Linked DNA regions of Homo sapiens: region 2 is linked to region 1. The links are chromatin loops, found by intact Hi-C in ENCODE. Cell type or tissue: ascending aorta. All regions are shown on one strand. Links, peaks and the distances in the headings refer to the core of each region. The heading gives the core; the rest is flanking DNA. Region 1 has its middle 120 kb from the start of LINC00870. Region 2 has its middle 99 kb from the start of RYBP.

Region 1 (2,905 bases), core at 152-2,651:
AAAGGATTCTGCTACAACAGCGACACACCAGCATCATCCTGGGAGACCACCTGCTGATGGCCCAGGCCCAGATGTGAGCTCTTCCCAGGCCTGGACACCCCTACTCCCACCTGCTCACCCTCACTAAGCCACAGGTTCTTTCCCATCTTATAACTGCTCCCTGGAACATTCGGCAGCCAGAGTTAGCTAATCCAATCAGTTTAAAGGCGTTTTGCATAAGCCTGATCATAACCCTCACCTGAGCAGTGTTAAAATAAGCAGGCTCCCTGGATCCTCCCCTGGAGATTCTGATTCAGTGGGTTATTTTGAACACATTGTCCAGAAAATTCCAGTGGAGGTGCATTCGGAAAACATTAGACTAATGCCGCTTAGCAGGATGGCCTCTTTTCTGGAACCAGGGCCTTTGAATGGTGGGGCTCTTTGAAACCCATGAGAGTGCCTCTGCAGCACTGCTCTCTGAGTGACCCTGATGTGTGACCCCTGACAGAGCCATTCAGATGAAGGCTAGCGTGGATATATGGTGACCTCCCTGGGCCAGCCTAAGCCACCCTCAGCAAGGACTAAGGAATGGAAATTCCAGGATGCTGGCTGTAGTCACATGGAAAGCAGTACTTTCTGACCATCAGAGCCACTGTGAAACAACAGAATGTGGCCCTTGGGAGGAAGGGAGTTCCCCATACTTGGAGAAACCCAATGATCAAAGGATGAGCTTTGTCAAAGGAAATTGTACCTTTTACTTGACTCAGATGCCCGATAGATGCTTCCTGGAAGGACAAGAGGGTTGTTTAGAGCCTCACTACTCAAAGTGCGGACCACAGGCCAGCAGCATGAGCCTCACTAGGAGCTTTTAAAGACCTCTAACATCAACTTCATGTCCTAAAATTCCAGCCACCTTGATTCAAGGTTAGGCCCTGGCATAAAGACCCTTAAAATCTCCCCAGTTTATTCTAATGTAAAGCCAGGATTAAAAGCCAGAGAGAGCCAGAGACCCCAAGGGTACCATCTAACTAAGATAACAAGAATCTCTGGCTGGGCTGGTGGGGAATAAACTTGTGAGAGAAGGGAAGAAACATTTGTGAAAAGCTGCAGTCTCTTTTTCACTTTCTTTTCTGCTTACTTCAGCAGGAATTTGTCTCCCAGCTGCCAAAAGCAAAATGACTCAGAGAAGTGACATGACCTGCTCAAGGTCACTCCGTGGATGATGCAAGACTAGCAGGCAAGAATATCTTTGGATTCCTGCTCCGGGGCGTGACGACATCCCGGGCCACTGGGGTGGGGCTGCAAAGTATTAAAAAAAAGGAAGAAGACAAGTTTCCCACCCCTAGATACAGCCTGGCAGTTAAAGCAAGTCAAAATCAAAGTACAGCAGACATAGACATTGTAATAAACTTGTCTTGAGTGCTTACGCGTATATGCTAACCACTGCATTTTCTTTATGTGTGTCACATCATTTCATCTCTGGAACAATCTCATGAGAGACTGTTAGGTCCTATTATTAACTCATGTTTTACTCATGAGGACACTGAGGCTCAGAGTGGTGCAGTAATTTGCCCAAGGTAGCACAGCTTGTAGGTATGATAGCAGAGCCGAGATGCAAACTCAAATTCAAGAACCCAAACACCTAAGCACCGTGGACCACTGCTCTTGCCTAAAAACAGGAAGCACAGAGTGAGGGGGACCTCTGTGAAGGCTGACAGACTTAGGAAAGGCTTCCTGGGGGAAGATGCCTTTCTCTGAGCTTGGCTAGAATGGGTCAAAAAAGAGTAGGTGTGCGGGGCAGAGGTGAGGCTGGGGATGGGGAGCAACAGGCATCAAAACTGAGTGCAATCTAGGATTTAAAATTCAGGTATTCATAGCTGGCATGGTGGCAGGTGCCTGTAATCCCAGCTACTCGGGAGCATGAGACATGACACCCACTGGAACAGAGGTTGCAGTGAGCCGAGATTACGCCACTGCCCTCCAGCCTGGGCAACAGAGGGAGACTCCGCCTCAAAAAAAAAATTAAAAATTAAACAAAATCCAGCTATTGGAGGAAAGGGTGGGCTGGTAAGCCCTTTGGCAGAAAGAAGAGGCAGTTTTTGCTCTGAAGCCCTAGAGAAAATGAATTGCTGAAAAGCAGGGATGGAATAAAATGTGTCCCCTTTAGACTGCTGGATGGGTTCTGAGGTCCTGTGAGAGAGGCAGGCAGGGAGACAAGGAGCTGAGGAAGTTGTAGAAGACCCTGGGAGATGCAGGCTTGAGGAGCTTCTTCAAAGAGCCTAACCCCAGCCACCTATGTTGGGCCCAAGCTTGGCGCTGCCCACGAGTTCTGTGGTCTATTTTCATTATCATCCCACTTTACTCTTCTTACTTTGAAGGGAGGCCAGGCTAGAAAGGAAACCAGGCTCAGATGGGGTCAATGTGCTTGTCCAAGGCCACTTAGCTGAGAGGAGCCCAGCCAAGATGGGAACCCGCTTCTGCCTGACCCAACGCCCATCTCACGCGTTGAGGAAATGAGACTTCCTGCAAGGCATGGCAGAGAAAACATGTACTGTTCTCTGCTCCTTCCTGAGAATAACTCACATGCCAGCAAATAAATTTCTAAAAAGTCATAAATAAGCCTGCAAGGTAAAAAAGAAAAGGGAGAAATGCAAGAAGAGATGTCCAAATACATACGTGTGTGTGTGTGTGTGTGTGTGTGTGCATGTATGTATTTGGAGGCTGAAAACAGGTTGGATGAACTAATGTATCAAAGCTGAAAGCTGAACCAAGACAAAGGGGAAACAATGGGAAGCAAAGTGAACTGGGTCCCAGAACCCCAGAAAACCTCAAGAATTCATCAGCTCTGAATAAAAAGTGCTGGGTGGGCTGGAAGCAAGAGGATTGCTTTAAAAATCTTTAAAAATAAAATCTAGATCTCCAGGTT
Region 2 (2,905 bases), core at 134-2,633, 77 kb after region 1:
AAGGCCATGTGAAAACAGAGGCAGATATATTGGAGTGATGGGGCCACAGCCATGGAAAGCCTGGAGCCAGAATCTGGAAGAGGCTGGGAAGCATTCTCCCCCAGCGCCTTCGAAGGGAGCGTGGCCCTGCTGACAACTTGGTCAGACTTCCGGCCTCCAGAACTGTAAAAGAATACTTTTCTGTTGTTGTAAGCCACCAGTTTGTAGTTAATTTGTTATGACAGCTACAGGAAACGAATACACAGGGGAAGAGCGAACTCACCTCTTGCTTCAGCCCATGAAGAGCATGCTTCTGAGAACCACAGAATTTTCTGCTGGAAGGAACAGCAGAGCTGAGTCACCCGACATTGCCTAAATCCCAGCATCCCGGCCCCACCTGACTGCTGTTTCTACTTCCACTCACCACCCTGCTGCTCTTCCCTTAGCATTTGCCTTCTAACTGACTTAACTTTTTCTTACTCAAATGTATTTACAGGCTGGGAGCCATGGTTCATGTCTGTAATCCCAGCATTTTAGGAGGCCGAGATGAGCGGATCACTTGAGGCCAGGAGTTTGAGACCAGCCTGGCCAACATAGTGAAACGCAGCCTCTACTAAAATTAAAAAAATTAGCCTGGTGTGGGGGCTATGAATATTTGTTGAGTGTAATCCCTGCTACTCAGGAGGCTGAGGCACGAGAATCACTTGAACCCAGGAGGCTGAGGTTGCAGTGAGCCAAGGTCGCGCCACTACACTCCAGCCTGAGCAACAGAGCGAGACTCTATGTCAAAAAAAAAAGCCATATAAAATATTTACAAATAGAACTTTATGTCACTTATCAGAGGGAGAAGCAGCACCGCATGCATTCATTCACTCCATCCTCTTATTCTGTCAACGAAACATTTATGAAGCACTGACTGTGAATGGGGCAGTATTTAAGGCTCTGGAAACACAGTAGGGATGAAGCAGACAAAAAAACCCCGTCCTTGTGGAGCTTGCATTCTCGTGCAGAAGGGGCTGGGAATAGCTGCTGACTTGTCTATAGCTATGAAGATTAAAAATATTCCTTGGGGCCAGTCATGATGGCTCATGCCTGTAATCCCAGCACTTTGGGAGGTCAAGGTGGGAGGGTCACTTGAACCTAGGAGGTCAAGGCTGCAGTGAGCCATGTTCATGCCACTGCACTCCAGCCTGGCAACAGAGCAAGACCCTGTCTCCAAAAAAAAAAAAATTTCCTTGGTTGGTATGTCCCCTGATTGTGACCCCCACGTGGGGCAGTGCTCCCAGGGAGGGAGTTGAGGGCAGAAGCAGCATGGAGGCAAAGGCCAGGGTTTGAATTCTGGGCGTGCCACTTGCTGCTCTGTGCCCTGGGAACCTGAGATTTCCCTCCAAGAAAGCTGAAGGAGTCTCTAGGGCCCCCGGTCTCCTGCCACTAAGGGCCTGCAGTTCTGTGAAGGGGAAAAGCTCCTCCGCCAGGGGCAGGGCGGGGCCGGTCTGCAGGGCGAGCACAGCCGCATTCCAAGGTACAGAGCTGCTGGGCCCAGAGGTGGCCTGGAGAGAAGGCGAGAGCTGGCGAGAGGGACGTTCTGGGAGAGAAGGCGCAGCCTGCCAGAGCTCGGAGCCCGTGCCAACCCCGGCCTCCTGTGAGCAACAGGAAGGGGAGGTCGCGTGACTTGTGGGATCTGTGGGCAAAGAAACTGTGAGGCTGGACTTTCGCCCAGGGCAGACAGGAAGCCTGCTTCTGAATCCTCGAGTTAGCATACGCATCAGCCATTCACCAGACCCAGACAACCCGTTTTATATGGTTTACCCTCACAACCACCTCAAAGGCAGCATGACTATTCCCATTTGACAGATGCGGAGATCAAGACTCCTCAAGGGCACACAGCTCTAAGTGGCAGGGCCAGGATTTGAACCCAAGTCTGATCTCAACCATCTTACTTACCTTTGCCTCTATTTCTGAATTAGTAAGGTGTTGTTTGGTTGCAAGGGACAAATATCCAATTCAAACTGGCTTATCCCCAACCCCTACCCCAAAAAGAAATTTGTTGTAGTTTAGGGCTTTCAGGCACAGCTGGATCCAGATGCTCAATGTTCTCTCAATGTTGCCTCATCCTTTGGCCCTGTTTGCCTCTGTGTGAGCTTCACTTTATGGTATGAGAGGTACCAAATATGGCTACCAGAGGCTCCCAGCTTATATACTAGAAGCTTCACAGACTCACCAGAAATGTGAATCCCTGTTCTAATAGCCCTAGTATAAGTCACTGGCCCAGTTTGGGTGAGATGACCAGCCCAGAGACAGTCATATGGACAAGGATTTGCAGCAGTATTTCCATTGGCCAGGAATGGATCAGGTGTCCACCCCTGACGTTGGCAGGCCAGGGCAGTAACCTCTCACCCTCAAATCACAGGGACCGAGAATGAGGAGAGGTGATTCTCTAAGAGGAGATTGGGAATTACCAGCTGAATGGAGGCTTCACAAGCAGAACTGGTGGACATCCCCTACAGCCTCTCTGTGTTTCTCCCTTTAGTCTTTAGTAAAGTTTTTTTCTTTTTTTCTTTTTTTTGTTTTGTTTTGTTTTGGGAAAATTTCCAACCTCATTCTCATGGAAAGAAGAGGCAAAAGTTTTTAAGGCAAGGTGGTCTTGCAGTAAGCTGCCATTGTGTGGAGATGGGACTGCAGAGGAAGTGGGTTGTGCATCTGCTTTGTACAGTGATGGAATGCTTGGCTTCTTTTGGCCAACAGAATGTAAGTGAATGTGAGGTGAGCAGAGGTTTTAAATGTGCTTGCTGGTTTGGCTGGGTCTTTTGTACTTCTGCCATTCCCCATAAGACATCCTCTGTGAAACCTCTGATTCCAGAATGAAGCACATGGAACATTCCTGATCCTAACCCAAAGCCTAGAGCAGATCTACCCCCAGATGACC

What was found. Peaks named below come from ENCODE experiments on the same cell type or tissue, not always from the same donor. Only the 100,000 strongest peaks of a DNase experiment are listed, where the experiment ranks them.
Region 2: it touches region 1 in a loop (2.5-fold over the local background); 16 of 110 quality-filtered maps call a loop at or near these places.

The regions. Positions count from the first base shown.
Region 1 is chr3:72,269,003-72,271,907 of GRCh38, forward strand. No RefSeq gene overlaps it. Among named protein-coding and RNA genes, the nearest start is that of LINC00870, 120 kb to the left of the region's middle. RefSeq lists enhancers at 6-1,205, 1,068-1,317. In ascending aorta, for the core only: no CTCF peak of the experiment used is centred there; a DNase peak (open chromatin) is centred at 1,219.
Region 2 is chr3:72,346,504-72,349,408 of GRCh38, forward strand. No RefSeq gene overlaps it. Among named protein-coding and RNA genes, the nearest start is that of RYBP, 99 kb to the right of the region's middle. In ascending aorta, for the core only: a CTCF peak has its summit at 1,439; DNase peaks (open chromatin) are centred at 338 and 1,568; H3K4me3 peaks cover 703 bases; H3K27ac peaks cover 1,881 bases.